2 separate regions of the Homo sapiens genome follow, and region 1 is linked to region 2. A link is an interaction called in ENCODE POLR2A ChIA-PET data of the cell type or tissue named here. Cell type or tissue: Panc1. All regions are shown on one strand. Each heading gives the region's core, and the rest is flanking DNA. Links, peaks and the distances in the headings are about the cores only. Region 1 has its middle 45 kb from the start of LINC00703. Region 2 holds the start of LOC105376367 (a long non-coding RNA gene).

Region 1 (15,769 bases), core at 4,853-12,852, 480 kb after region 2:
CTAACAAGTATGTACAAGATTTATATGAGAAAATGACACAACTCTAGTAAGAGAAATCCAAGATCCAAATAAATGGAGAGATATTCCACAATATGGATAGGAAGTCTCAATATTATTAAGATGTTGATTTTCCCCAACTTGATGTATTGATTCACCACAATCTCTATCAAAATCACAGGAAATTATTTTTTAACATAGAAAAATTGATTCTAAAGTTCATATGGAAAGGCAAAGGACCCAGCATAACCCACACAGTACTGAGCAGCGACCCTGGAGGACACAAACCACATGACCCAGAACTTACTACAAAGCTGCAGTGATCTAGAAAGTGTGATATTCACAAAATAATGGGCAAATAGATCAATGGAACATAATAGAGATCCCTGAAATAGACTCAAACATATACACTCAACTAGTCTTTCATCAAAGACCGAAGGCAATTCAGTGGAGCAAAGAGTTTTTTCTATAAATGTGGCTGGAACAACAATAAAATGAATCCAGACACAGACTTTAAACTTTTCAAATAAAATAACTGAAAAGAGCCACAGGACTAAATGTGAAACAGACAAAAATAATCACACAACTTTGATAAGATAGCAGAGGTGAAAATATAGGCGACCTTGGATCTGGTGATGACTTTTTAGATACAAAGGCATGGTCCATTACAGAAGACAATTGATACAAGCTAGACTGTGGTGCATGTGGGTGGGCGGAATTATATGGAAATTAATTTTACTTCCTGTGTAATTATTCTATAAACCTAAAACTGCTCTAGCAAATAAAGTCTATTTAAGAAGAAACAATACTCATTAACTACTATTTTTTCTTTTTTTTGAGATAGAGTCTCTCTCTGTTGCCAGGCTGGAGTGCAGTGGTGCGATCTCTGCTCACTGCAACCTCCACTTCCCTGGTTCAAGTGATTCTCCTGCCTCAGCCTCCCGAGTAGCTGGGACTACAGGCGTGCGCCACCACACCCAGCTAATTTTTGTTTTTTTAGTAGAGATGGGGTTTCACCATGTTGGTCAGGGTGGTCTCGATCTCCTGACCTTGTGATCTGTGCGCCTCCGCCTCCCAAAGTGCTGGGATTACAAGCATGAGACACTGCCCCTGGCCTCATTAACTACATTTTTTAAATGGGTGCCTTTTATTTTTCTTAAAATTATATGCCAAAAAAGTTGATTAAAAATTGGAAAAACGTGGATAAATGAATATACTTTAATCAGCTCTGTGATTACTTCTCTCAGCAATGTATTGGCATTATTTATTATTGACCTCAGGCTTTTTGATGGAGAGGAGGGCCAGGATATGGAAACCTGAAAATAGTTTTCAGAAAACTAGAGCTGGCCAGGCACCGTGGCTCACACCTGTAATTCCAGCACTTCGGGAGGCCGAAGGGGGCAGATCACTTGAGGTCAGGAGGTGGAGACCAGTCTGGCCAACATGGTGAAACCCCATCTCTACAAAAAAAATGCAAAAATTAGCCAGGCATAGCAGTGGGCATTTGTAATCCCAGCTACTTGGGAGGCTGAGGCAGGAGAATTGCTTGAATCCAGGAAGTGGAGGTTGTAGTGAGCTGAGATCACGCCACCGCACTCCAGCCTGGGTGACAAAGTGAGGAAAAAAAAAAAAAAAAACACCAAAAAATTAGAACAAGGATGTATAGGAGCCATACAGGCTTCATAACTCAAAATAAGCTATAATTAAATGAAACACTTTCAGCTTCAGAAAGAATTCTGAATTTTAAATGAATTGTGATATTTTGAAATAAAATTTCCATGTGGAAATTTAAAAAACTGTAATACTAATATTTTATGAAACAGCTGAATCAGAAGATGCAGTTGAACATTTAGAAAATGGAAGTATATCTGATTTGAGATCGCATCAGGGTAGATCTCTCTCACTGAAAGCACTTACTGCAGCAAGCATGGGTGGTAGAATGGAAGTTTCTGCTTTCTTTCCCTGTGCCACAGTCTTCTACGTGGCTGGTCCTTGAAAGTTCTTCATCTCTAAGACTCAGTTTCTCTTTCATAAAATAAAGGTAATTGTAGTGCCAATCCTTAGGAGATGTGAAAATTAAATAAGACAGTACATATAAAACATTTAGTATATTTTGCAGTAAAAAGTCAATACAATTTGTTAATATTATTAATGGCATATTGTCATGAGTATTTATTTTTAATTATTCCCTCTGCCCCTGCAAAAATTTCATGGAGAGAAAGAAATATAGGAGAAATAACTAGCAAGGCTTTAAGAAATGATGATCTGTGATTGCAACCATTTTGGTATATTAGGTTTATAAAATCACTTTTTTTTTAAGTCAAATGTTCTATTTGAACTTTACCTGCATGATTTTTGAAAACTATGATGTTTTATCAAATTGCAGGCTTTTTTTTTGTATTAAATGGCACTGTAAATACCACAGTCATCTGATGGCATTCACAGGTGATTGGTTTCAGAACCCTCTCAGATACCAAATCCAGGATGATAAGTCCCTTATATCAAAAGGTGTAGTATTTGCATACAACGTACATACACATCCTGCCTTGTACTTTAGACCATTTCTAGATTACTTATACTACCTAATGAAAGCAAATGCTATGTAAACAGTCGTTACACTGTATTGCCTTCTATTTGTATTATTTTAATTTTTTTCCGATTATTTTTGATCCAAGGTTGGTTGAATTTGTAAATTAACTGGTGAAAACAGAGGGCTGACTATATAATATATGCTTCTCTCTTTTTTTTTAGTTTTGTATAATTTCAGACTTTCAGAAAAGTTTTAAGAATAGCACAAAAAATTCCCTAACACTTTCCGCTCAGAATCCCCAAATGTTAACACATTACTACATTTGCTTTCTCTAGTCCCCCTTCTCTCTGCACATATGTACACATTTTCTTTTTCTGAAATGTGTAAGAGGAAGTTGTATATATGACACCTCTTCTTCCCTAAATAATTCACTGTATACTATCTGAAAATAAGGCATTTTCTTACAACATCGAAGTATAATAATCCAACTCAGGAAACCGACACTGAGGTCATACTCCTCCTTCATATACAGACCTGATAGATTTTACCAACTTTCCCTATAATGTTACTTATAGACAAAGTAAATCCAAGCTGATGGGTTTTATTCAGTTCCCACATCTCTTTGGCCTCACTTAATTTAGAAGAGTTGCTGATTCTTCTTATATTTCAATATACAGTAAGTCCTCACTTACAATATACAGTTAGTCCTCACTTGGTTCTTGGAAATTGCAACTTTAAGCAAAATGATGTACAGAAGATCCTCAAATAAAATTCCTTCCTGCAACATCACGTTTTCCTAATATTGATGAGCAAAAATGATTTTAAGTCATTTTGCTTTAAGTCTTAGTTTCCAGGAACCTATCAGTTTCATTAAGTGAGTACTTAATGTATTGATATTTTAGAAGAGTATTAGACACATTCTGTATATTATCCCTCAGTTTGGGATTTGTCTGTTGTTTTCTCATGACTAGATTTGGGTTTTATATTTTTGATAATAATACCACAGAAATGACACAAAGTTTTTCTCAGTGACCATGTTAGGAAGCACACACTGTCAATGAGTTTCATTACTGAAGGGGTCACTTTGATCATTATGTTAAATGATGTGGACTCAGTTTCTCCACTGCCACGTCACTATTTTACTCTTTGTGTTTAAGAGAATTCTGTTCTGAGATACTTTGTGACTATACAAGTCTTGCTGTTTAAACTTTCACACACTCATTTTGACATTCCTTGATGATTTTTGCCTAAATCAGTTGTTATTTTATTATAATATTGTCTTATAATATTATTGTAGTGAATTTTATTAATCACCAACTGATAGCAATCTGTCATCTATTGGCATCTCTGGAAAGGTCATCATTTTCCAATTAAACAGCAGTGGATTAGTACAAGTTTTCACGATGGTCAAAGCCATGTGCTGTTTCATTGACAAGAAAGCTCAGGATATTCCTTGAGAGTCCATCTCACTTGGGTTTAAACTGTGACATTATCATTTTTTAGCCATTTTATCTTATGCCAAATAACCAATTCTCAATTTTTTTCTACTTAAAAGGAATTTAAAAAATCACCATATAGGTTTTTTCTTTTAAGGTTTACATGAGATAATTTAGGTAAGGCACCTGTAGGGCATTATTTACATATAAATATAATAGGTTCTACCTTTTTTATCCTAGATTTTGATTCACGCTGATAGAGAAATTTCACTGTATATGTATATGTATGCATAAGCATATCAACCCCAAGCACACGCTTGATCATTGTATATGTCATGAGAAATTTGTTACTTTCACATTTTATTTCAACTCTAATAACAGGATGTCATTATAAAGAATGAAAAAAAAACTGTGTTTCAATCCAGTTATTCTCTTGCATTCTCCATTTCTCAGTACACATTTCTTTACTTACGTGGCTTCTATGTTTGTCCCCTTCAAATCTCACGTTGAAATGCCATCCCCAGTGTGGGGCCTGGTGGGAGGTGTTTAGGTCATGGGGTCAGATCCCTCATGAATGTCTCGGTGCTGTCCTGGAGGTAATGAGTGAGTTCTCTCTCTCTCTGAGTTCACCAGAGATCTAGTTGTTCAAAGGAGACTGGCACCTCCTCCCTCTCCTGCTGCCACTCTCATCATGTGATATGCCATCTCCCCCTACACCTTTCACCATGATTAAAAGCTTCCTGAGCCTCCCCAGAAGCAGATGCCAGCATCAGGCTTCCTGTACAGTCTGCAGAATCATGAGCCAAAATAAACCTCTTTTCTTTATAAATTACCCAGCCTGAGGTATCTCTATATAGCCACACAAAAATGGACTAATACATCTACTTAATTGAAGTTATGGGTTTTGAATGGAATCCAAAAGGCGACTACTGAAGTAGTTATATCAGTGTTTAGAACTCTTGCTGTTCTTGTCTTTTCTCTTGTTGGTTAAGTTGTTTCAATAATATATTTCCAGAATGAAATATAGTTATAAAGCATTTACCCTCTGGGCTTTATGTTAATTTTGCAGTAAGAAAGATAAATATTTATTAAACAGGAACTGTGCACATGACACCAACGTTGCAATTTGGATGTTCCTCTTTAAGATAGGTTGAACTCCTTCCTAATGTGGATAATCACAAAAACATTTAAATGCACATTGCCACAAAATTTATATAGCAATTAGGTTTCTAAAAACATATATGGTAACAGTATGAAAAATTGGAAAAATTACCATTTTTACAGTAGCAGCCCAATTAAGATATTTGGATTCAATAAGGGATACTAGAATAGCACAATGCACATTTTTGCAGCTCAATATTTATTTCTAAAATGAATTAACAAATGAGATGAACAAATGGATTGCATTGTGGTGAATCATGTTTAATTATAATTAAGCAATAATTTTACATGAACCATAACCAGTAAAATATTTCATGAGAAGCGATGTTGCAAACAGCATGTACTGTGCTGACATTAGCCAACTCACTAGGTACAGCTATGTTAATTTTTTTAGCTTTTAATCTTGATATTTTTATATTAGTCTACCTATTCTTTTAAGACAAGGAGGTCTTTTACTTCTACATTTACAGAAACTAATGTAGAAAGTATAATTTCCTAGTTGTTAAAAAAGATTATTATCGAAACAAACTAATAAGCAGAAATTTTACACAAACATACTAGTTTTAGATATTTAAACTATGATGATTATGTTTTTATATTAAGTTTTCATTATCTTTTAAAGTGAGCTTCTAGTATGAAGACAATGTTAATAGTTTGGGTAAAGCATATCCACGTTTCTACTTTATTTACATATCAACATTTAAAATGAATTTAAAAGTTAATGTTATTACTTCTAGAAAACATATATTACAGTCAAAGTAGGCCTTGTTTTGAGAGTAAGAATGACATGTCAGATGAATTTCTTAATTTTCTCAGTGTAAGCTAAAAATATCTCATTTGTTAGAAAACAAATTTTAAATGTCTAAATTTTGCCTTTACTGTAAGGAAACATTCTTCTCTGTCTGGTCTTTTTGGCTTTCCTGTAACAGCCTGGTGGTTCTGGCCATGAAATAAAGCCATGTGACTTCTGTTAGGATTCATCCACTAAATCATGAGATTGTGGAAAGAGTTCCAGCTCTTGCTCCTGTTTCCAGTGGCGAATCCTGCCTCTAATTGCTCTGACCTTTTCTTGACTGTCAACTATTTAAATCATACACTAAACTTTGTATAAATTTATGTAAGTTTAATGTAGTCACTGCATTGTCTGATATCTTTATAATAAGTTTTAAAATTCTGTGTGGTGTAGAGAAAGTCATTATCGTATTTTGACATGAAACTAATGAAATAACTTAGATTTTTAAAGCATAGTTGATTCACAGAGAAAATGAAGACATCATCAGGCTTTCTACAGCCAATAAAATGCCACAACACATAAACTTATGTGAAGTTTGGACATAATGTTTCATAACGTTTGAGTACATATCATCTCCAATCCCATGCCTCTCATCGTATTTGTTAAGAATTGATACGGTGTGCAGATACCTTTAAATAGACTTCATTTCATTAGCTCTGTAGGAAATATGAATCACCAATGAGAATTTTTCTTGTCAGAGAATCTAAGAAGTTGGTCATAAATATCCTCAACCTCCAGCCCGCATATTGGACCAGTCATGTGACAGGAAGTCTATAAGAAAGAATATTTATCAAACTTCTTTCAAACAGATGCAGAATCTAATTAAAACAGAAAGAGGGTTAGCTATTTTTTACGTTTTCTCGTGAAAAAATTGTTAGAATGCTTTGAACTAAAAAGCATGATAGTTCTGATGAATTATTACACTGATCATTGTATTTTCTTGAAAATGAAACAGTGTCCTTGCGTAGTTTCCAATAAATATCAAAAGACAACTTTTTCTATCATCTGGATATTTCTTTTTCAAAGTAGAATCCTCTACCAGCTGCTTCAAATGGAGTCATCCTTTTCTTCTGTGTCCTTGTTGTTCTAAATGGCCCTTTTTCCCTCTGGCCTCTATTGAAAGTTCCTCTATATCACTAGCATTCCCCAAACCAAATAGTGTTTCTAAAGCATTTCCATTTCAATAAGTGTCTCCATCCACTCACTGACACATTGTTTTAGATTGTATAACCTCAACCTTGGAAGTCAAATGCAAGCATCATCACTCCTCTTAGTTCTGTTTATGAGACTTAGAACAGTATATAGAGGAAAAAATATGTTGGGCTTACAGAACTTATTTTTCACAAAGCTGTGGTACACATATTTGCTGCAGATAGGAGAGCAAAATCCATGCAGACTAGTTCTTGAGTTTCACTCAACATGGAGTTCACATACATGCAAGTAAAAACACGAGTATTACTAAAAAATATCAATTTACACATGCCAGAAAACTGGGAAACACTGTTTAACAAAGGAAGCACAATTATACTCCTTATATCAGGCTCAAAACTATTTACTTCTGATTAGTTTTTGAATGTATACTGTTTCTTGGACTTGAATAAAATAAGCATGCTGTCTTGGTTGCAGTGTTCATAGTATCCTAATATCAGGGAATGAGGACAAATGAAGAAGTTGAGGAAACCATGAACATTTCCACCCATGAATAAAATCACTGATTTGACTGGCCATAGGTCTTTTATTTACGTTTGTTTTTTCACAGTATTTTGATTTTTCATGGTCAGGTTGGCCTCAAAGCCCTCCCACTAATTAAGGCTGATTTGAAGGAATGAACCATTCCCAGTTAACCTGTGGCCCCTTAGTAATTAGCTCAGTACCTAGCAGCCAAGACGTATTCAATAAGTACATGCTGATTCCATGAACAAAACAGAACCTTAATTCTTTTAAAATGACTTTTTCTAAAACAATGGTTAGGGCCTCCATATTACAAGAAAATTTTTATCTTTTTTATTGTAAAGCATATCCTATAACATGTACACGTGATATGTGAACTCTGTTCATTTATTTATAAGCATCAGAGTTTTGAAAAGCCTGCTTTTAGAGTTTCAAAACATCTTCAGCCAGACTTCCTTTGGCACACAACCTTGGTGTCTGCGTTTGGATGCGGTCCTTCAATTTCTCCACACACCCTCAAAACAGCAGAGCCCTCAGCTCATTGCTGCTTCAATCAGCTGCCTGTGTCGCAGAAGCTGAGCCGGCACACACGGTGGACGCTGGCAGATAAAACACGAAATTGCTAAAGGAGCCATGACAGATGGGAGAAATACCTCTAAACCCAAATCATGAGGGTTATCAGAGCATGACACACCAACAGGAACCAAGCACCAAGAATGCAGTAGCTATAAAATCTCAGTCCGCTCATTGCAAGCCAGGTAGACATATATTTCAGTCCATAAGTAAAACTGTTAAATTAATACGAAGCAAAGATGAGACACAGTTAGCAGAATTATCTTGAATTTATTAAACTTATGTTTAAGGAATGGATGAATGAATTCAAAAAGGCATGAGATATCAGAAAAAAAAATTGAGTCCTGTCATATAAGCATTTAATATATACCCAGCATGTAGAATGTAATACTATCTATGCGAAGTGTTATTATGTGATCACTTTTAATCTTTTCTGTAACTAAAAAGTCTGTAACCTTGCATGAAAATGATACAGACAATATTAGAATAACACATATCCTGCTGGCAGGGAGAGACACTTGGAGCTCACAACCACCCCTAAACCATCACTCAAAATCTTATTGTTATCCTAAAGGCAGAGTGGCTTCAATGTCCAATTATCCACATGTAAAATTATCTCATTCCCTCTCCAGTTCAAACTTTGATGTGCCAAAAGAATTCTCCACAGAGTGCAATACTCTAAATGTGGTATATTGATGATGTTGTAGGGGCTATTTATGGTTTTGTAAAGGGTTATTTTTACTCTCAACCATCTTCTACCCATGTGCTGACCTTAAAATGTAACCTTTTTTAAAAGATAGAAAATAATTGTGTTTTTAAAAAGGCCCAATCACGCCATCAACAATGAAAGTCACAAGAATGAAAGTCAACTATTTTTGATTGCTTAATTGACTTTTTATTTCATTTAATTAATTTTGTTAGAAATGTGTCCAACTATAATTTGTACATGATCATAAAATGGGTAATTGATAATACTCTTATAACTTAATTTTGACAAACATACATTGGAGTTGGTAAGCTTATCTCCTATGGAATTGTAGAATTATATCTCTTAATATAATTTTGATACAGTGTTTATACATAGCATATAAAGCATTCTACATAAGTTGCATAGTTTTTAGTTGTTTCATGTGTAAATAAGAGTAAAAATACTTATATCACAGAAAGTTGTGAGACTCAAATAAGAAAAAAATTACAACTAGATGCATATGTTCGAAAACTTTGATATCCCACTCCCTTGCTTTTTTTAGTTGAGGGATGTGTATTGAGAGTCTGTGCAGACTAACTCATTCTAGAATAGCATAACGTGAAAAGACAACAAAAAAGTAGCTTTTCTAATAACAACTACTATCAATAGAATGCTTACATTTTTAACCAGTCACTGTTCCAAATGTTTTACATTAAATTGCCTTTTTAACCCTCAAAGTATCTCCATGAAATCGGTGTTAATCCTGTCCTCATTTCACAGCGCAGGCAAAGGAGGTGCCAAGAAGAGAAAAGGTGAGCCCACAGTTACAGAGCTGGTGAGCTGCAGAAGGTGGATTCCCACCTAGGATCATGGATGCAGAGCCCACGCTCCTCGCTGCGATGTTATGCTGCCTTCGTGTCCAAGATAAGTAAAATAATCTCTGTTTCAAAATGTTGAAAAGAGTTACAAGTCTCAGAATCAATGTTCCCTTCCCCATAGTCCACCATTCCATCATGATCCCTTTTGTAGTAAACCGTGTAGCATGACTCACAGTTACAATCATGCCATAGATTCAGCAAGATCAAAGCATTGCAGGAATTCTGAAGCTCCGCAGAAATGTAATCCCTTCCGAGAGAGATGGCCGTAGCTGGACCAGACATTCAAGCAATCCTGCTGTGAAAAAATGACAAATGATTACTTTGGACATGGGGGGAAATACCTTTAGCTCAGTCTAGGCTTCCCAAGTATAGACAGAGTATAGATTAAACCTCCAAGTCTATCCCACACTCTATACAAGGGAAAGGCTTATACCTTCGGCTTTTCCACTTAGACAAGATGAAGAGCTAAGTTAATACAGCTGGAAGTTAAGCCATTTGTTCCAGATGGTGCAGATATTTCAAACTCGGTGTTCCTAAGGCGATGGTAACACACGGAATTTTATTCTGGTAGAAGCAATAATGTGTGTGAGAGTGTGATGTTTACTCGTCTGGTATATGAACAAAAAGCACATCTATTTAAGTAAATATCTGTGTTCACAAAGCAGAATACAGAAATGGGGTAATTACCTGCATAGTCAAGCTTAAAAAATATGCCTTTGACTCAAAAATCTGATGATTTTGAGCTCATTTTTTGCTTTAATAATCTGTTTAATTGCTTTACTTATGGATTTCACTTCTATGTAGAAAAAGCCTTAAGAAACAATTTGCTTGCAGGCACATCTTGGAGATATTGCAGGTTCGTTTCTAGGTCATTATAATAAATATTGCAAAGAAGTTAGTAACACAATTTTTTTGATTTTACGAGTACATACAAAACTTATTTTTTTACACTATACTGTGGCCTAAGTTTGCAATCGCATTATGGCCAAAAAAAAAAAAAAAAAAAAAAAAAAAAAAAAAAAAAAAAAAAAGTGCATACCTTAACTTAAAAATACTTTATTGCTGAAAAATGTTAACAAATATCTGAACCTTCAGTGAGTCATAATTTTTTGCTGATGAAGGGTCTTGCCTCAATGCTGATGGCTGCTGAAGGTTGGAGTAGCTGTGACAATTTCTTAAATAAGACAACAATGAAGTTTGCTGGCTCAATGGACACTTCCTGTCATGAAAGATTTCTCTGTAGCAGAAGATGCTGCTTGATAGCATTTACCCACGGTAGAGCCTCTTTCAAAATTGGAGTGAAGCCTCTCCAGTCCTGGGGCTGCATTATCAATTAAGTTTATAGAATATTCAAAATCCTTTGCTGTCATTTCAACAATGTGCACGGCATCTTTACCAGGAGAAGTTTTCATCTCAAGTGAGTTTCTTTACTCAGCCATAAAAAGCCGCTCCTCATCCATTCAAGTTTTCTCCTGAGAGAGCAGCAATCCAGTTACATCCTCAGCCTCCACTTGTGATTCCAATCCTCTTGCTATTTCCACCACATCTGCAGTTACTTCTTCCACTGGAGTCTTGAACCCTTCAAAGTCACCCATGAGGGTTGTAATCAACTTCTTTCAAATGTCCGTTAATGTTGATATATTGATCTTCCCCCACCAATCAGAATTTTCTCAATTTCTCATGCAGAATGGTAAATCCTTTCCAGGTTTTCAATTTACTTCGCTTGGACCCATCAGAGGAATCACTGTCTATAGCAGCTATTGCCTTATAAAAATATATTTCTTAAATAATTAAACTTAAAAGTTGAAATTACTCCTAGATCCTTGATCAATGAGCTAAAGAATGGATATTGCATTAGCCGACATGAAGACAGTGTTAAGCTCTTGGCTGACCAAGTGAGTTTTCAGTGAGCAGTAATACTTTTAAAATAATCTTTTTCTTTTTTTTTTCTTGAGTAGTAGGCTTCAACAATGGATTTAAAACATTCTGTAAGCCATGCTGTACACAGAGGCACTGTCATCCAGGGGTGTTGCTCTATTTACAGCACACAGGCAGAGTAGATTTAGCATAACTCTTCAGGGCCTTAGGGTTTTTGGAACACTCAATGGGCATTGGAGTCAACTGAAAGTCACCAGCCGCATTAGCCCTACCAGAAGATTTTGATTCTAGATTTTGGTTTAAAGTGAGAGATATGCAACTCTTCCTTTCACTCAGACACTTAGAAGCCATTTTGGGGTTCCTAATTTGCCTAGTTGCAATACTGTTGTGTCTCAGAAAATAGGGAGGCGTGAGGAGAAGGAGAAAGACCAGGGAACTGCCCATCGGTAGAGAAGTCAGAACACACAACACTTTGATGAAGATCACTGTCTTCTGTGGGTGTCGTTTGTGGTGCCTCCAAAACAATTACAATAGTGACATCAAAGATCACTCATCATAGATCAGAGATATATAATAATATTATTGCATTATTAAAAGTATAATAATAAAAACGTTTAAAAAATTGTAAGTTACCAAAATGTGACACAGATACACGAAGTGAGCACCTGCTGTTGGAAAAATGGTTGCAAGAGACTTGTTCCACAACACAAAACTTCAGTTTGTAAAGAACTCCCATAATCTGCAAGATGTGATAAAGCGAAAACAGTAAAACGGGTTGTGCCTGTACTTGGTATGTGTGTGTATGTTGAATTATAGATGTGGCCCTATACCATGTATTGTGTGTAGCCTGAGAACCAGGGCGAGAATCTCAAGGAAGGCAGTGAGCTCTGGCCATCAGGGCTGTGGGTCCTGGGAACATGACCGCACACCTGCAGAAGGCTGCCATGCCACCCCATATGGCTTTGTGACAGCCGCCACTGGACCCGATATAATTTCTTCTTGTGATCAGGAGCATATGGCTGTCACCACTGTTGAAAACTCACAGGCATCCTGTGCATGCCCACAATCCTCTCTGGCCTCCTCCCAGGCCCTGTGCCCTGCTGAGCAGTTTTACCTCCATGTAGGACTCTTGAGTTGCTGCCCCCTTCACCTCTCTCAGAGGCAGGACAGGGCCTGGATGGGGCCACCCACCCTCCTGCATACCCCCAGGCTCTCAGTGTGTGTAGTCTCTGCACTCTGAGCCCAGAAGCCACCATGTGAGTGTAAGCCCACTCCTCCAGTGAAGGAGCTGACTGCAAGAGCACAGTGCTGACCCCTAAAAGTGTCTCCTCATGGGAGAAGCATGCGATGATGTTCACAGCTCTGACTCCTGCCTTCCTCATTGGCCAACAATTGTAAACTTGACAAATAACTGTGGCCCTCTTAGGTCAGATGTTTTATAAATTGTATGCTAAAATGAATATGAAAACAACACCTGATTTACAACATGACTTTGATCATTTATCCAAGTAAAATAATACTTAGGGAGTAACTTACAAACTCTAGCCAGAGCATGTGTTGACACAGAGATGCAGACTTTAGTGCAGGGTCATATTCCTATACAGAGCACAGGGACGACAATCCTACAGCTGGGGAAAAAGCAGTTTCAAAGAAGGAATGAAATAAGAAGGGTGTCTCCTATGTTGAAATCAAGGGAGTGAATGTTGATTTTAATGCCTGGTTTGTAAACGCTTGGGAAAGGGATTACTACAGGCCAGTTTTGATTCATACTATGTCATGCCTGAAAAAAAAAACTCATTTTTTTAATTACCTGAGACTTTATAGATCTGAGGAATGAGTAGATATCATGCACCTCTATTTCTGCTAGGAAAGAAAGAGATGTATTTATTCATTTATCCATTAATAATTGTATTCGGTTTATGAATAAAAAATGTTTTTTGAGTGTCGCTTGAGTGCCAGGCACCATTCTAGGCCTGTAGATGCAGGGAGGGAAGAAAACAAGGCCCTAGCTCATAAGAGGATATGACTATAGACAAAATAATCAAACAATGTATATAAGTCAAATGGTGACGAGCACTCCTCAGGCCTGCTTTGTTTGTGTCATTTTCTGATGGCTGCGTGACTCTGCCGCCAGCCTGTGGGGGCCTCCTTCACGCCTTCTTCACAGGCTGCTAGTCTAGTCCACTCTTCATGCATTTTGTCTTTAGTTCAATGGAGAATTTTACTTTTTTGGTGAAGTAACAAGAAAGGAAATATTCTCCATAATAAATGAAAACTGTTATTCAACAAGAGGTGATGCAGAAGTGTAAATGGAAAGCCAGCCATTAGATCACAAGCAGAGCAGCTCAAGCCAAGCTTGGTCAGGAGGCCGGGAGCTGGAGGGAATTGGGCTTAATGTGGTTTAACGTTGCAAGTAAGGTCCTGAGTCTGGTTACCTGCCCCTGCCGGGCACTGCCATCCACTCAATGGGTGTACAAGCATGTCTGGAGTCCTTAATTTCTGAAGACTGCACTTTAAGGGACTAGAAGCAGACTGGTGGCTCCTATGCAGAGTGACTCAGTGAACCGAGTGAACACTGTCAAGGTAACCGGAGCCCTTTGTGCCCGCTGCAGAGGAACTTCGGTTTCATCAGGAGGACATGAAGAGGCGCAAAAGCTTTTGGACATCTCACAGGGAGATGGTCCCTATGTCCTCTCTTACAGATGCACATGGACAGCCTCACCCTCCCTCTGGGGCAGCTATTATGCATTCAGTAATGCCCTTTCAGTCCTTAGCCATACTCAAATATGACAGTGAGTTTCCAACCCTTTTTTCATTCCCCTTGTTAAGTGTCAGAATTGCATTTGACTTTATGTAACAGAGAAGTCCCAGATAGCAATAATTTTGAAAGAAAGCAGTTGGTTTCTCCCTCACAAGAGAAGAAAGCCCATCAGCTAGCAATCTAGATGTCTTACAGGCACTCCATGAAGGCTTAAGGCCTTTCTGCTTTCTGCTTGTCATCCCTGTTCTGTGTGGCTCCCATATTCATGGTCCAGTATGGCTGCTGACATCCAGTCATCAAGATAGAATTCCAGGCAGTAGGTGGAGAAAGAGGGAGGATCCCTTCCCTGCATAGAATATTCCTGGACTTTTTAACTCCATACTTGACCTGGTTTTGACTCCTGCAAGTCCTCCTTCCTCTGACCCTCCCTGATGGAATATCTAGGAGAACACTTCCAACCTGGTCCTTATGCCATCTGAGCCAGCACTGCCAAGAATATTCTCAAACAAAAATGGGTTTCTCTCAATATAAAGAGGATCTGTTTTTAAAAATATCCATTGGTTAGGAAGTGGAGGAAAGCTTCATCTACTGATGGAGGTAAATTTGCTGCTTCTGGTGGCATTTTAGCAACATCTGTAAGAAGACTTCAGTGAGGAGAAGCAGACATCAGTACCTCCCAAGTCCATCTGATCCTTAGTTCTTGTTTCTTTCATGTCAGCAGTAGGCACATTGGTGCCATGGTTTTCAGATGCTAGAACAGTGGTTTGGAGATTGATAGTATTCTTGCAGATAGGAAGGGCAAAAGCTCACGCTGGAATGCCTGGACTGGAAAATTCACATGAAGCTTTTTGCAAAACTTTTTAGATACATGAACTTTTAGAAAAACATATGTCATTTTTCTGATTGCAAATGTAGACTGATTGTGCATATATACCCATAAATTTTGCTAATGGTGTGGGGATCATTTCAGTCCAGTCCTATAGTTTGCTGGATTATAATTCAATGTCTGCTTTGTGTTTGTTGGGACATTTTTATTGGCTGCGCAAATTTCGACAAGTCACCTAGTAGCTATGACTGTGATTGCAGTTTACTTGAGAATAGACTGGGGATGATGACCCCGGCATCCCGCAGAAACACCTTAAGGATTTAACGTTTTACCTGCATCTACATTAAAACGCACAGTATCTCTCAGATATGTATGTGTATGATCGCCAGATGGGAGCTATCCGTATCTTTCTGAAACAGTCACTGGCGCTGTTGCTGTGTGAGTACAATTGCCTTCATACTCATTACTGTCTGCTCATTGCTGATCACTGTAAAACTGAAAGAATGTCTCCAAACATTCTGCTTTGAAATATAACTCAATTTATTTCAAAATGTTATTTTCACTCCAAAATAATGTC
Region 2 (15,769 bases), core at 4,763-12,762:
GCTGATCCTGGCTTAGGGCTTCTAGAGGCCCCCTCAGCAGGAAAACCCTTTCTTATCTCCCACTTGGCTGGCTCCTTCTCTCTGCCCACATCTCACTCAGACTCTGAGAAGCATCCCCCCAAATATTCCATCAAAAACAGCTCCCACCCCCACCCTCCATCCCAATCTATCACGTTGTTGGTTTTTCTTCATAATGTATTTGAAATTGCTCACTTGCATATTAATTTACTTACTGATCAGAATGCAAATTAGATTCGAATGTCAATTTACAACTGCCTGGATGCTTTTTTACCATTTTTCAGCCGTATTCCTAGGACTGAGGTGCACAGAGATTACTCAATACAAACTTGTTAAATGAAATCAATGCTTATTAAACTGATGTCTCCTGTTTACAGGGAAAAATGCCCAGTGTTACAGGTGCAGCGATGGATGAGCCCCAGTCCAAGAGCTCACGGAAGGGCTGCCTGGGCTGCATACCTGTGCGTGCAGTCGCAGAGAGCTCGTGTTGGGGTCGCCACAAACCCCCCAGGGCCACAGGGACCCAGGCCTGGACTCCTGGGGGGACTTCTCTGCAGGCGCTAAGGGGTGGGTGGGTGTCCAGCAGGGAGACAGGGAAGAGGGCGACCCACGCCATACTCACGGTGCTTGTGGCCAACTTGGTCATGGTTATGTACCCACGGGACCTGCGGTCCCGGGCAGAGTTCATGGTGTAGCTGTGGTGAGAGTGAGGCCCTGACTCAGTGTCCTGTTGTGTCCAGGTAGAGCTTACTTTTGAGAAGGGAGCCAAAAGATTCCTTTTGCATAAAAAGTGAGACAGTCCAAGCTGGTAGGGAGCTGGGAGAATGTCATGGGCTTTGAGAGACCTTCATCGTCAGAAGGAAAACTTTAAAAAGTACTTACTTCTCATGAGTAGGATGAAGTCCATCACTTCCTGTGTGGTAGATTTCCTTGGATAGTCCTGACTAAGTCAGAGCCAAAGGATTTAGAGGTATCCAGGTATCAAAAGAAAACCAATTTCAGGCTGGGCGTGCTGGCTCATGCCTGTAATCCTAGCACTTTGGGAGACCGAGGCGGGTGGATAACGAGGTCAGGAGATAGAGACCAGCCTGGCCAACATGGCAAAACCCTGTCTCTGTTAAAAATACAAAAATTAGGCTGGGCGTGGTGGCTCACGCCTATAATCCCAGCACTTTGGGGGGCCGAGGTGGGCAGATCACGAGGTCAGGAGATCGAGACCATCCTGGCTAACACGGTGAAACCCCATCTCTACTAAAGATACAAAAAATTAGCTGGGCGTGGTGGTGGGTGCCTGTAGTCCCGGCTACTTGGGAGGCTGAGGCAGGAGAATGGCATGAACCCAGGAGGTGGAGCTTGCAGTGAGCCGAGATCGAGCCACTGCACTCCAGCCTGGGCGACAGAGCGAGACTCCGTCTCAAAAAAAAAAAAGAGAAAGCCAATTTCACTTCAGGCCTTGCTGAGCCTCCTTACTGTCCTGAATCCAGGAACCCCAGTTCCACACCACCTGTCATGATCTAAATGTTTGTGTTCCCCCAAAATGCATAGGTCAAAATCCTCACCTCCAAGGTGATGGTATCAGGAGGTCAGGCCTCTGGAGGCGATGAAGTTATGAGGGTGGGGCCCTCACGAATGGAATTGGTGCCATTATAAGAGAGGCCCATGAGAGCTCCCTCACCCCTTCCTCCCTGTGAGGACACCAAGGGAAGGCAGGGCTGTCTATGATGCAGAAAGCAGGCCCTCACCAGACACCTGATCTGCTGGAGCCTTGATCTCTAACTTACAGGCCCCAGAATGGCAAGAAATAAATGTGTGTTGTTTAAGCTGAGATGCAGTCTACGGTATTTTGTTCCGGCAGCCCACATGACTAAGACACCAGCCTACCAGGCCTTGACATCACAGCATCACAGCACAGGCTATGGCCTGTAGAGGCTCACGTGGTAGGTAGAAGCAAGCCCCTTTCATCGTGGGCAGGTATCTGCACCGTGTTATGTGTTTGCAAGTTTGGAGTCTGTATGCCATAGTGACAGCCTGGGAATGATTTAGGGAAGAAACAAGGGGAACTGAGGACTGGGCAGAACTGGTAACCTAACCAGGAGAAATGATGTGTGCGGTCCCCTAAATCAAGAGCTTCCCCCCTGCAGGGCCGCAGGTGCACAGGGCTCTGCACTCCCAACAGGAGCCCCTTTTCCCATCTGTCCAACCAGGGAGTCTGTAAGGCAGCTTTGTTTCTTAGTTTTTGTTTTTATTTGTGAAGATGGGGTCTCACTATGTTGCCCAGGCTGTCTCCTGGGTTCAAGTGATCCTCTCACCCTGGCCTTTCAAAGTGTTGTGATGACAGGTGTGAGTTCTTTTGATCCCTCTCTCTCTCGGCACCTCTGAATTTGGTTAGGGAGGTATCTCAACTGTACAGAGAATTTCATAGGAACCCTAATATCTCGTCCATTGACAGCAAGTGTCCATGCACATAGCAAAATATTCTGTCAAACCTCCACTCAGAAAATTTAGTAGTTTCATCACTGTTCTCTAACCTTTCAACAAAACACAAAACCTGTTTCTTAAATATAACTGTGGAAAATATTAGAGAACACTCTGCCCTGTTTTTCTGCCGACACAAATATTATTCTTGTTGGCTGGTGTGGTGGCTCGCATCTGTAATCCCAGCACTTTGGGAGGCCGAGGCAGGAGGATCACCTGAGTTTGGGAGTTCAAGACCAGCCTGACCAACATGGTGAAACCCTGTTTCTGCTAAAAATACAAAAATTAACCAGATATGGTGGCCATGCCTGCAGTTCCAGCTACTCAGGAGGCTGAGGCAGGAGAATCACTTGAACCCGGGAGGCGGAAGCTACAGTGAGCTGAGATCGTGCCATTGCACTCCAGCCTGAGTGACAGAGCGAGACTGCATCTCAACAAAATTTTTTTTTCTTGTTGTGATATGTGTATGCACAAATATGTGTACCATGAAATATTACTCAGCTTTAAAAAGGAAGAGGATCTTGCCCATTTGTGACAGCGTGGATGAACCTGGAGGACATCATGTTAGGTGAAATAAGCTAGGTGCAGAGACACAAACACCGCATGATCTCATTTACATGTGGAGTCTAGACATGCTGATTCACAAAAGCAGAGAATAGAACAGAGGTTGCCAGGGTCCAGGAGATGGGCGGATGGGGGGCTGTTGATCAAAGGGCATAAACTTGCTGTTATAAGAGGAATGGATTCTAGAGAACCAAGGTTCAGCGTGGTGACTATAGTTTACAACAATGTACTGTATACTTGGGATTTGCTGAGAAAGTAGATTTTAAGTGTTGTCACGACACACACATACACAAAGGGAAGGTGGTGGACGTGTTAATTAGCTTGATTGGGGTAATCATTTTACAATGTATATGTATATCAAAACATCACATTCTACACCTTGAATATATACTATTTTTATTTGTCAATTAATCCTCAGTTAAGCTGAAATACATTAAAAAATGAAATAAAAAAAAAAAAAAAAACTTCTTGGAATCCCAGGGGAAGAGGAAGAGTGCTGGGATGTCTCACGACAGCATGGCTCCGAGAAAGCATGGCTAAAAGACGCTGCTCTTCCTCGGCTAAGGAGATTTTTGTCGTTCACTTGTTCAACCGGGGTAAGTTCCCTGTTTCTCATAGAGCGATTCTCCTCCCTCAGTCCTAGGCCGCTAAGACGTCAGGGGAGCTGATACACACTTCCAAGAACACGGAGACATCAAAGGGAGCTGAGAGTCCACAGCGGCAGCAAAACAGGTGCTGCTTCACATGCCCTTTGCTAAGAGTCCTGGAGTTTGAAGTCTCCACGGCCGATCTAAAAGCAAGTTCCTGAGGAAGGAGCCGGAAAGTTCTCTGAAACCAGTAGTGGAAGCTAGTCTCTAATAAAACAAAATGTTACCACGCTTCTGGAAAGATTCCACACATCAAACATTGAATAAAAAGGACAATTCGATTAACTGAGGCTGATTTCTTTTGACAAATTGACTTTGAAAAGGAATTCAGAGCAATAAAAAGGCCACGCCCTGACTTGAAAGCTTTAGCTGCTGGAGGGAGAATTCACAACGCATTTGCAAGGGGCTGCCGTAATCAACATGTTTGTAAAACAGGATGAAGGACTGCCCATAAATTTCAAACCCAAATGAGCAGAAAAGCACACAAAGGAGAAAATGATCAATTCAAGGCCCAAATGCCGGCGTCGTGTAAAACGTAACTCATTGAACACACACGCGGTTGGCCCGTGTTGAACATGCGTGACACAGCCCCGTGCAGTGGCTCACACCTGTAATCCCAGCACTGTGGGAGCCTGAGGTGGGCAGATCACTTGAGCTCAGGAGTTCGAACCAGCCTGGTCAACATGGTGAAACCCCATCTCTACTAAAAATACAAAAATGAGGCTGGTGTGGTGGCGTGCACCTGTAACCCCAGCTATTCAGGGGGTTGAGGCATGAGAATTGCTTCAACCTGAAAGGTGTGGGTTGCAGTGAGCTCAGATCGTGCCACTGCACTCCAGCCTGGGTGACAGAGTGAGACTCTGTGGAAAAAAAAGGAAAGAAAGAGAAAGAAAGAAAGAAAGAAAGAAAGAAAGAAAGAAAGAAAGAAAGAAAGAAAGAAAGAAGGAAGGAAGGAAGGAAGGAAGGAAGGAAGGAAAGAAAGAAAGGAAGAAAGAAAGAAAGAAAAAGAGAGAGAGGCAGGCAGAAAGGAAGGGAGGGAGGAAGAAAGAGAAAAAAGGAAAGAAAGGAAAGGGAAGAAACAAGGAAAGGAAGGAAGGAAGGAGGGAAGATACGTGACAGGCCTCCTCTGCCTTTGTTTCTAGAGCTGCTGCCAGCCTGCTGCTGCCTCTCCACGCTTTGCCTGAGGCCAGAGAATCCCACAGACGATGCTATTTCATGGCATCACTCTTTGAACCACTGCAAGCTTCCTTGTATAGCCCCCAAAACACAGGAAAGGCTGCATTTTAGCTGGGCCGGCTTCGAGACCAAGACGCAGTTGATGCACTTCACAATGTACTAATTTGTTGTTCACTCCATGAACAAAAACTGAGGCCTACTAGGTTCCCCAGAGCTGCTCAAGATGCCAGAGCCATGGAGGGGGGTGAGGGGAAGGGCAAGAAGGTGCCCATAGTGCTTATAATGTAGGAAAGGGGGACAGGGACGGGCAGACAGGAAAAGAAGGGAAAAGGCAAGCAGAGAACAAGGTTGTGAAAAGTGCTCTGTAGCCCGGGCGAGAGAGATGTCGGTGACTCCGAGTAAGGCATGATATCAGCATTACAGGGAAGGGCTCTGACTCAGTGTGATCTCAAAGTTGATAGGATTGCTCAAAGATTAAGTATTCAGACTAAAAGAAAGAGGGAGGGACCAGGATAAATTAAATTATCAGCTGGTTTACTGAGAAAACTCAGAGAAGAAGACATTCAGGGAGACACCAAGCCAGGGAGGTGACAAGTATGTGGTAAAATCCGAGCACGCAGAATTTGGGGGAACAGGACTCTAGACTGCCTCTAGAGAGAGCTGTATTGAAGGCCCTGCGACCCAGCACAGAGAAGGGAATGGTGCTCTAGGTCCCTGCCTCTGCAGAAGACAAATCCAGGAAGAGAACCAGGAAACTGCAGAGTAGCCAGCCACATGCGAGAAAAATCTGAAGGAGACGAAAATGTTTCAGGAGAAAGGTACTGAGCAACCAAGGGGCTTAATGCTGCTAGGTCAAGCAGATTCAGAAGTGAGATGCCACTGCTGGCTCTGGAATCGTGGTGTCCCTGGGGCTTGGCTGGCCAGAGCAGTTTCCCTGGGACATGGCCAGAGCAGACTTTTGGAGTGGGTGGGGGGTCGGAGAGGACAAGGAAAGGTGATTCCCTAAGGGGTGAGCGCATGAAGATTAGCAAAGTCGTGGGACTGTGGAGAGAGGTGTGTGTGCAGTGACACTGGGTCTTCCTCTGTTTTGTTTAAATGACAGAGGTTACTAAGCCACGTGGGTTTGTAGATGGTGATGCTAGAGAAGAGGGACACTCATCCTGCAGAAGGGGAAGGAAAATTATCAGTCACGTTCTTGAGAAGACAAGGAGCGCTTGGCTGGGCTGAAAACGCAAGGGGAGGATAGGACCTTTGCCGAGGGCAGGACGACTTACAGTGACACGAGGAAGGCACGAGTGAGGGTAGCAACGCCGTGTGCAGGCAGTCACAGTGTTGGAAAAACCAGGATGTTCCTAAACAAATCTTTTCACTTTCTAATGGAGTGTGAGGAAGGATTGTTAGCAGAGAGTGTGTACCTCTGTTGGGGAGGCCTGTGGAGTGAGGCAGAGACAGTGAAGGTGCAGGGAGCTGCAGGTGGGAGTGTGGGTGCACCTAAGATCAGGGCCTGAACAAAGTGAAGCTGTCATCACAGTGGCAGGAAGGGGGAGGCTACCTTCCCTTCCTGATTCCACTGCTGAGTTACAGGCATGGTTGGGAGCCTAATCCTAACCCTAACCCTAACCCTAACCCTAAACCTAACCCTAACCCTAAACCCTGACCATAACCCTGAAGCCTTACTATGACCCTAACCTTAACCCTAATGCTTAACCCTAACCCCAACTCCAACCCCTAAGCTTTAACCCTAACCCCTAACCCTAACCTCTAACCCTAACCCTAATGCTAACCCTCGGTGGGTGTGGATGACATTTTGACCAGGGTTGGGATTTGCCAGGGGAGTTCAGCCAGAGAGAGTTGGGCAAGGTGAGATGAATAATATTTCAGCTAGGATCAGATCAGGTTCTTCTCCAAGTAACAAAGACCAAAACTAAAGGGTCTTGAATACAATTGAAGGGTTTTTGTTATTATTATTCTTTTTTGTTTTTTGAGACAGAGTCTCACTCTGTCACCCAGGCTGGACTACAATGGTGCGATCTTGGCTCACTGCAACCTCTGCCCCCTGGGTTCAAGCAGTTCTCCTGCCTCAGCCTCCTGAGTAGCTGGGATTATAGGTGTGCACCATCACACCCAGCTTTTTTTTTTTTTTTTTTTTTTTTTTTGTATTTTTAGTAGAGACAGGGTTTTGCCATGTTGGCAAGGCTGATCTCAAACTCCTGACCTCAGGTGATCCAACCTCCCCAGCCTCCAAAAGTGTTGGGATTACAGATGTGAGCCACAGCACCCAGCCTGTTGTTGTTTCTTTCACATTAAAATCAGGAGGTGGGTGACCAACACAGAGTAGGGCAGCCCAGGTACATGTGTTCCTGAGACACCCAGACTCTGCCATCCCTAACTTTTACCCTCATGGCCCAAAGAGGCGCCCAGAGCACCAGCCATCACATCCACGTTCCAAGCAGCAGGATAAGAAGGGACACAAAAATGAAGTGGAAAAGACATGTTTTAAGGGATATTCCTGGAAACCATCAAATGACACTTTCCTTCATGGTTAGCTTCAATATAGAGAATCTATTCTGCCCAGTCATTTGTCAAGATAAACCTGGGGGCTCTATTTCTATGGAACATCAGTAGGAAGGGCAGGGAGGGGAAACCACTCATCTTCTTAGGGAAGATAACAGTGGGTGAGGAGAAAGAATGAGGCTGATGGATTGAGGCATCGGTGAGTTCAAAGATTTGCTCCAGCTGAAGTACAAGATTCCAGGAAGAAGAGATTGTGGTGGACAGGCCTGGGGCCTGCAAAGCTGACATTCTGGTAGCAGCGTTTGGAGTCACAGAAGGGAAGTTATTGGAGGTAAAGAGGCCCATGGGCCCTGGCGGGACTCATGGAGAGCCTGGAAAGAAGTGAGTGTGGGAGGAACATTTTCTCAAAGCGGCCTCTGGTGTTTAGAATGGAAGGAATTTTGGATTCCCCTCTGTCGTCATCCAGCTAAAAATTTTGAAGACTTTTTTTTTTTTTTTTTTGAGATGGAGTCTTGCTCTTGTTGCCCAGGCTGGAGTGCAATGGCACAATCTCGGCTCACCACAACCTCCACCTCCCCGGTTCAAGCGATTCTCCTGCCTCAGTCCCCTGAGTAGCTGGGATTACAGGCATGCACCACCACACCCAGCTAATTTTGTATTTTTAGTAGAGACAGGGGTTCTCCATGTTGATCAGGCTGGTCTCGAACTCCCGACCTCAGGCGATCCGCCCGCCTCGGTCTCTCAAAGTGCTGGGATTACAGGCATGAGCCACCGCGCCCGGCCCACTGAAGACATTTTAATTGTGCATTCATTCACTCAGCAGACATTTATTGAGTTCTAAATATTCTGCTAAGCCTTAAAAATCCGTTAATGAGAGAGCCTTCACCTCTGGTTAACAGACATTGCCAGTTAAACAGACGCTATCAGCCTTGTCCCCCAGCCAGTAGTCAAAGCTGTTGTTAACAACAGTTGCCATCACAACTGATTTTAAAGTTAAACATTCCATCCATTTCTCTAGATATCAAAGGCACACCGTAATAAACTCATCTAGATGCTGCTGTATGGACGGTCACTTTTGCTAACTGATTGAGTTTCGCAGAAGCCCTTGTGTGCTACTGTCACAGCCTTGACTGGCAATTTGTGTGAATACCTGACTCTGAGTCACAGGACGGAACGGATGGATATGTGGTTTTCATCTGACAATTTATTTTTGTGGTGGTTCACTCACTACAGGGCTTTTCAACTGGTGCATAATTTAGGTTAAAGTTTCTGAGCAGCTCTGGACTGCAAAAGGGCCTCCCTTCACTGAGCAGATGTATATGACCCCGTGCTTCTCCGATTCATACCAAACTTCAGAGAAACTCCGGGAAAGGTTCCTTCTGTATTTATGGATGAGAATTATGTGAAGCCTCTACAACCATCGTAGTTCATATCTCCAGAGAGGTAAAGGAATGCTAACAGAACAAGTCACTGAAAAGGGAGACTTGGCCAGTGACAATCAGGCTTCTCAGCTTCCACAGTGGCTGCAAACCAGTTTGAGCAGATTTCTGTTTGGCCCTTTCTCGGTAGGCTCTACCTCATGAACACCAACCTTTGCATCTGGCACGCTCCTTTTTCAAAGGCATGTCATAGCGGTAAAATAATTTAGTTGCAAAGTAGAGTTCTAAAATAGAATACAGTAGAATTTAATAGATTAAGACATTGTGGAATATATTATAATTGAATAGTAGGGATAAAATAGAAAATATCGGAGACTGTGTCTTGCAACATGAGTAAGAGGAGTTTGATGAAATTAGGTGGGAAATCAAAATTCTAGCCAATTGAGGACCAGGGTGGGGTTTAAAGGGAGCAGTCGCTGTCTATACAAATTTCTTATTCCTGTTTTATATAGAAACTGGGAGATTTTCCCCCCTCTCTTCCTTTCTTCTTTTATCTTTTCTTCCTTCATTTCTTTCATTTTTAAACTTTCATTCTTTTTTCTGTTCTTTTTATCCATCCCCCCCCTCCCTTTCCCTCCCTCCTTGCTTTTTTTCTTTCCTTCCTTCCTTTTTCTCTTTTCTTTTTCTTTCTTTCTTTCTTTCTTTCCTTCCTTCCTTATTTCTTTTCTTTCTTTCTTTTCTTCTTTCTTTCCCTCCCTCCCTCTCTCCTTCCTTCCTTTCTTCCTTCCCTAGCTCCCTCCCTCTTTCTTTCTCTTTCTTTCTTTTTCTCTCTCTCTCTCTCTCTCTTCCTCCACCTCTCTCTTTCTCTTTTAATGAGTCACAGAAAAAAAATCTTTTTAATCTTCTTTTTCCTTTTGTGCTGTGATTTTTAACACCCAATTCTAAGAAAGCTCTGTAATCTTTAGGAATTAGGGATACAGCTTCCAGTAAACTTTCTTTCATTTAGTTACAAATAATTCAATTATAAACCTCAAAGTTTCTGGTTTCTCCGTGTTAGACTCTACTACCTTTGCAGACCACTAAGCCTTTGTTTTAAAAGTCATTTTACAGCTATATCCCCTCTCCCAAAAATAAAATAAAAATTTATTTTTACAAGTCTAATAATAAGTGTTTGAATCAAATTCACTGACCTGCAAAGCAAACTAGAATAAGAACTGAATTTAAAATTCAGAGAAAAGAAGCAGTGGTGTATCAGAGAAAAGGATAGAGATACGTTAGAACAAAAGCAGACAGTTCTTGTCCTTATGGAGTTTACAGTCAAGAAGGAAAAGCACACGAAGTGAAGAACTGGAAAGACAAATGTGCTGGTACTGATGGGGGAGGCTGCACATAAATGGGGCAGGGAATGTCGGGGGAAAACTCTCTGACTTTTCCTCTTATGGTTGCGTAAACCTAAAACTTCTCTAAAGCATAAAATCAGCCAGGCATGGTGGCTAATGCCTATAATACCAGCACTTTGGGAGGCCAAGGCGGGCGGATCACTTGAGCCCAGGAGTTCAAGACCAGCCTAAGCAATATGGTGAAACCCTGTCTCTACAAAAAATACAAAAATTAGCCAGGTGTGGTGGCATGAGCCTGTAGCCCCAGTTACTTGGGAGTGTGAGGCAGGATGATCGCTTGAGAGGTGGAGGTGGAAGTTGCAATGAGCTATGATCAGACCACTGTACTCCAGCCTGGGGACAGAGCCAGACACTGTCTTAATAAAATAAAATAAAATAAATAAAAAGAATAAAATCTATTAAAATGAAAACAAACAAAAAATAGCAACAGCAAAAAAAAAAATGTAAAACTATAATCATGAAAGAAACATAGAGAGGAGCCAGAAAGGGGTGTATTTTGGTGACCTGACCTAATTTTTTCTGTGGAAGCTCGGATCTAAATGAAGAGTTAGTGTTGGCCAGGCAAATGGCTCAATGTTCTGGACACAGGCAAGGTCATGCCCAGAGCCCAGCGGTAGGAGAGGATGGGGCTTGGCACGTTGGAGGATGACCAGGGGGCCAGTCCGGTGGGATGTGGAGAGGGTGGAAGGGAGGCTGAGGGAGGTGGCACTAAATTGGGGCTAACAGCGATGGGCGATTATCAGAGATTTTTAAGAAGGTAAATGCTCTAATAACATTGACTTTTTTAAAACAGTTTGCCCCACTGTGTTTTATTTACAGAGGTATAATTTGCAGTGAAGTGCACAAATCAGTGAAATTTTACGTATGCAACCTTTATCACTCACCACCCAAACCAGAGTGGTGTCTTCCCAACACCCCAGGGCCTCTAGTCCTTTTCCAGCGTTGCCTGAAGACACAAACTACTGATGGCTGCATCCACATGACTGACTTCAAACACAGCACGCTGCAGGAGAAAAGCCGGATACGCGCGTGGAAAGTGGGTGGCTCCACCACCCTGCTGTTCAGGTTTTCTTTCTGAAAGTTCTTTTGGCTTTATTATGGAATAGAGGTTACAGAAAGGCAAAAGCTTTGGCCGTAGCGGGTGGGAAGATCTTCCTTACCCTGGAGGAGGAAGTAGGGTCTCCGTAATGTATGTGTGGTACTCAGGGCTCCCGGCAGCCCGAAGCCAGAGTGTGTCCTCACCCTGCCCCGGGTCAGCCCTGTGACCTGGAGGGAGCAACTGAAAAGCTCTGGGCCTCGGATTCCTCATCTGTGAAATGGGGATGCTAACAGTGCTACCTCCTCTGGTTGGTTTGTGGCAGAGGACACATGAGGCAACCTGTGTAAAATGCTTGGAGGGTGGCCAGTGTGGTTACCATGGAGATTGACTGGTACCGTCTTCCACATCCTGTGTTGACTAAGCGCGCACACCAGAATACAGTTCCAAACGATTATCAAACATGAATACAATTCAGAAAATAAACATGCAGCAAAACTTGCCATAAAGATTGCATGAAACTATCACTTTAAGAAAAATACATTAAAAATTACCTTAAATACCGAAAAGTACTTTTGTAAGTAAGGATCAGTCCAATAAATTTAACCTGTATTTGAATCAGTGTAAAACAACTTGGTTTATAATTTTGTCTTCATCGAGTGGGGGTGACTTTTGTAGCTTCTGTCACTGCTGCCTGGAGTATAGAATTAAACACCTTTTTGCAGAAAAAGCCTCCAGCTGTTTTTTTTTTTTTTTTTTTTTTTTTTACTCTCAGATAATATGGGGTGATTTTTAAAAGACCTGAGACACACAAAATGCTACCTTTTGTAATGCTTTAGGAGGAGGTCTTCAGAAAGTATGAACCAAACGCAAAATAAAAGATTTTTTTTTTTAAACGTTATAAGCACTGCACACGGATGAACTCTGCCAGGCTGGTGGGATTCTTTCTGATTAGATGACTGAATTTTATTTTTGGATTTTCCCCTTTTGCTGTATCCTTTTTATTTCTTAAAAAAGGAAAAAGGGTTAGCTGCCTGCTAGTGCACAGTTCTGCCTTTTACAGAGAAATCTGAAATCCAGGCCAGGGAGAAAAAGATGCTTTTATCCCTCCAGTGTTCGCAGCGTGAAGCATTTGGCGTTCACTCTGCAGCCCTCCTGAAACCAGATCTTCAGTGACCCGGGGCTCAGCCTGGGTGGTGCTGAACAGTGACCCGGGGCTCAGCGTGGGTGGTGCTGAACCCTGGCAGTGGTGTTGGTGGGATCTGTTCAGGAGACCGTGCTGTCTTCTACATTTACCTTTCAGTCTGGTCCTGCAGGGTCCTTTTCCGCCTTCGCTTTTTAGCTCTTAGGGGAAGGGTCCCCTGAAGCTTTCACAAATCCCAGCGGGGCTGCTGATTGGGTCTGAAACAAGATCAAGAAATTCAGGTAGCAAGAAAAGATCGGAGAGGCAGCCAGGGAGAGGCAAAAGGTGGACACTTTTCCTTTCATTGACTTTGAAAGTAGCTTTCTGTGCTTATATTTTGAGAATATAAGAACACAATAGGGAGTATAAACTTTTATAAATGAAAGGAATGAAATCACAGGTATTGCAGGTGAGCTATTAAATCTAGATAGGGAGCACCCCAATATCTGACTCTCTCTGAAACCCCAGGGTGATAGGCCCTGTACAGGAGGGGAGTGAGGCTGTTTATTGGAAAATTCCCATTGAGGACATGTGAACACAAAGAAGGGGATGATACCCACTGGGGCCTATTCGAGGGTGGAGGCATGAGGAGGGTGAAGATTGAAAACCTACCTCTCGGATACTATGCTAATTGTGTGGGCAACACGGTTATGTGTACACTAAACCCCCTCGATACACAATGAGCCCATATAACAAACTTGCACAGGTACCCCTTGAACCTAAAATAAAAGTTGGAAAGAAAGAAAAAAGAAAACACCCAGCAGACCATGTGAGGACATCTACAGCACGTGTCGCATGCCCTTCACTTCAGCCTGTGTTGTGTCGTCCCATCCAGGCAGCATGTACATGCTGGGGGGTTGGAGGGGGGTCCTGGGCCCTGCCCACCATCCCTGCAGCAGCTCACCAGGCCCTTGCTGCCAACTGTGTTCCAGTTTGCTGGCTGCACCTTGGAGAGGCCTGCTGGGGTGGCTGGGGTAGGAGGAGGGCGGCCGATGTCCTTCGGGTGAGGTGGGTGCTCTTACCATATCCCAGGGAAGTTTGCTTTTGCTAAAAGGATTTCTTTCTCTTCACCAGCCTTGACTTTTATTGCAAATGCAGCCCCAACATCAACCCTTTAAAAAAATGTCTCTGGGGTAGGTGCGTGCCAAGCCTCAAGAAAGGAAGTGGTGTTTGCCTGGCCCCCAAATGGGAGGTGAGGGGTGCAGCAGTGAAGGTGCCGCGAAAACCCTCCTCCACCACCGAGTTCAAAGGATTAGTTTGGAGATGGCCACCTCTGATGCCCTAGTCACGCTATGAATTATTATCCTATCTCATTTTAAAAAAAAAATTAAATGTATTAAGCATTATACGTAGTTCAGGTACAATGCTACACACTCAATATACTAACTTTGAATAAGTCTCATTCCTGACGCAGCTCACATTTCAGTAAAGTAGAAACATAAGTAAGCAGAGATTTATAATGAATTGTGATAGATGCTAATACATTCATGAAACAATACAGCCACCAAGCAGGACTTAAACATCTATTGTTTTTTTATGTGAGAGGAGTTCCAAGCACTAAGACTAATTGTATTATTAACTTCAACTAATAGTACCCGGTGAACACATTCAATGTCTCCTCCAGTATCTTGTGTTCTTAAATGGAATATTCTTAGCTTTTAGAGTATGTGGTTTAAAATCCTGGGTCAACCACCTACTAGTTTTTAAAACTTAGCCAAGTTACTTGAACTCTGTGCCTCAGTTTACTCTTCTGCAAAATAAAAAATTAAAAATAATACTTAACTCATAGGTTGTTCTGAGAATAAAATTGCTTAATACATAAAAAGTGATTAAATTAGTGCCTGGCCATAACGAGAACTTTATAAACTTTAATTTTTTTTTTTTTTTTTTTTGAGATGGAGTCTCACTCAGTCACCCAGGCTGGAGTGTGGTGGCGTGATCTCAGCTCACTGCAGCCTCCACCTCCTGGGTTCAAGTGATTATCCTGCCTCAGTCTCCCAAGTAGCTGGGACTACAGGGGTGCACCAACACACCCAGTTAATTTTTGTATTTTTAGTAGAAACGGGGTTTCACCACATTGGCAGGCTGGTCTCGAACTCCTGACCTCAAGTAATCTGCCCGCCTCAGCCTCCCGAAGTGCTGGGATTACAGGCGTGAGCCACTGCTCCCAGCCTATAAACTTTAACTCTCTAACTCTACCACGGTGATGTTTGTTCTTGCTATCCTCGTCAACACTAATGAATTTCCCTTTCGTTGTTCTGTGGTGTAAAAATAATGCTCAAGTCGAGTTGGACACACACGAGGCTCTGACGCGACCATGGCTAGACAAACTTGTATTATCATTTGGCACCGCTGGCAAGGCTGCCAGGCCTGGCTTCCTGCTCACTGCCTGGTAAGAGCCAAGCTAGAATGATTGGCAAAAATCAAAGTCTTGGTCAGAAGAGTTCCAAAACCATTCTTTTTTAAGATTCAAAACACATTTACCAAGGAAAGTCAACTTCTAGCACTGACAAAGCCAAATTTCTCAGAAGGCAGACTCAAACACACAAAGAATATACAAAAATTGGATCAAAATATTGACCTTGGAATCCACATTGATAATTCCAGGCTTAATGCCAGTCAATTCTAATTGGCTAAAACAATGATACTATTGTTGTATAATCCTATCCTGCTGTAGGTTATAAAGAATAGTTGCCATATTATAGACAGGTGTTAAATATGCACTTTTGAGATGGAGTCAAGGGGAGGGAACATAGACCCCAACTCTTGATAGGAGAAATGCTAAGAAGTTTGGGGGCTATGTTTTAAATCCAAGGCCACCTTTAAAAAATGTTAGAAGTCATGTTTATTAAATTTGAGAGCATAATAGGGCCAAAAATAGGAAAATTACTGAACACTGAAGTATTGTTAAAACATTAAAAACTTGAAAATTAAATCAACCGACTCATATGTGAATCTCCATATTTTGTAACAGTGATCTCCACTATAGACATATATATATAGATATATAAACATGTAAAATATTTCACCCAAGTTAGGAGCCAACTCCTTACATTTGTTTTCTAAACTTAAAAATAAAAGTAGAGTAGCTCCTATATGACCCCAGGTGACTTGAACATGATTTACCCATATTCTTCCAACAGTTTCACGTCCTGTAACTTAACCCACTGAGTTTCAGGTACAGTATTTTAAGGTACATAACCAATAATGTAGAAATAACTTTAGCTTTTTATTATAGACTCTCAAAATAAAAGTGTCGTGCAGGCTCAGACACCCAAAGCCATGGCCTTTAAGAGGGCCTGACCCTCAGAAATCACACCACACATCTACAACCATCAGATCTTTGACAAACCTGACAAAATCAAGCAGTGGGAAAA

What was found. ChIA-PET counts read pairs that join two places held together with the same protein. Peaks named below come from ENCODE experiments on the same cell type or tissue, not always from the same donor. Only the 100,000 strongest peaks of a DNase experiment are listed, where the experiment ranks them.
Region 1: POLR2A ChIA-PET joins it to region 2 with 16 read pairs; 2 of 35 experiments call an interaction of 5 or more read pairs at or near these places.

Annotation. Positions count from the first base shown.
Region 1 is chr10:4,421,636-4,437,404 of GRCh38, forward strand. No RefSeq gene overlaps it. Among named protein-coding and RNA genes, the nearest start is that of LINC00703, 45 kb to the left of the region's middle. RefSeq lists an enhancer at 9,325-10,524. In Panc1, for the core only: no CTCF peak of the experiment used is centred there; no DNase peak of the experiment used is centred there; H3K4me3 peaks cover 645 bases; H3K27ac peaks cover 6,008 bases.
Region 2 is chr10:3,937,517-3,953,285 of GRCh38, forward strand. LOC105376367 (a long non-coding RNA gene) reads left to right here and starts at 5,430. Exons shown (of 3, transcript XR_930585.3): 1 at 5,430-5,698; 2 at 8,628-8,837; 3 at 10,993-11,841. In Panc1, for the core only: no CTCF peak of the experiment used is centred there; DNase peaks (open chromatin) are centred at 8,665 and 9,026; H3K4me3 peaks cover 858 bases; H3K27ac peaks cover 8,000 bases.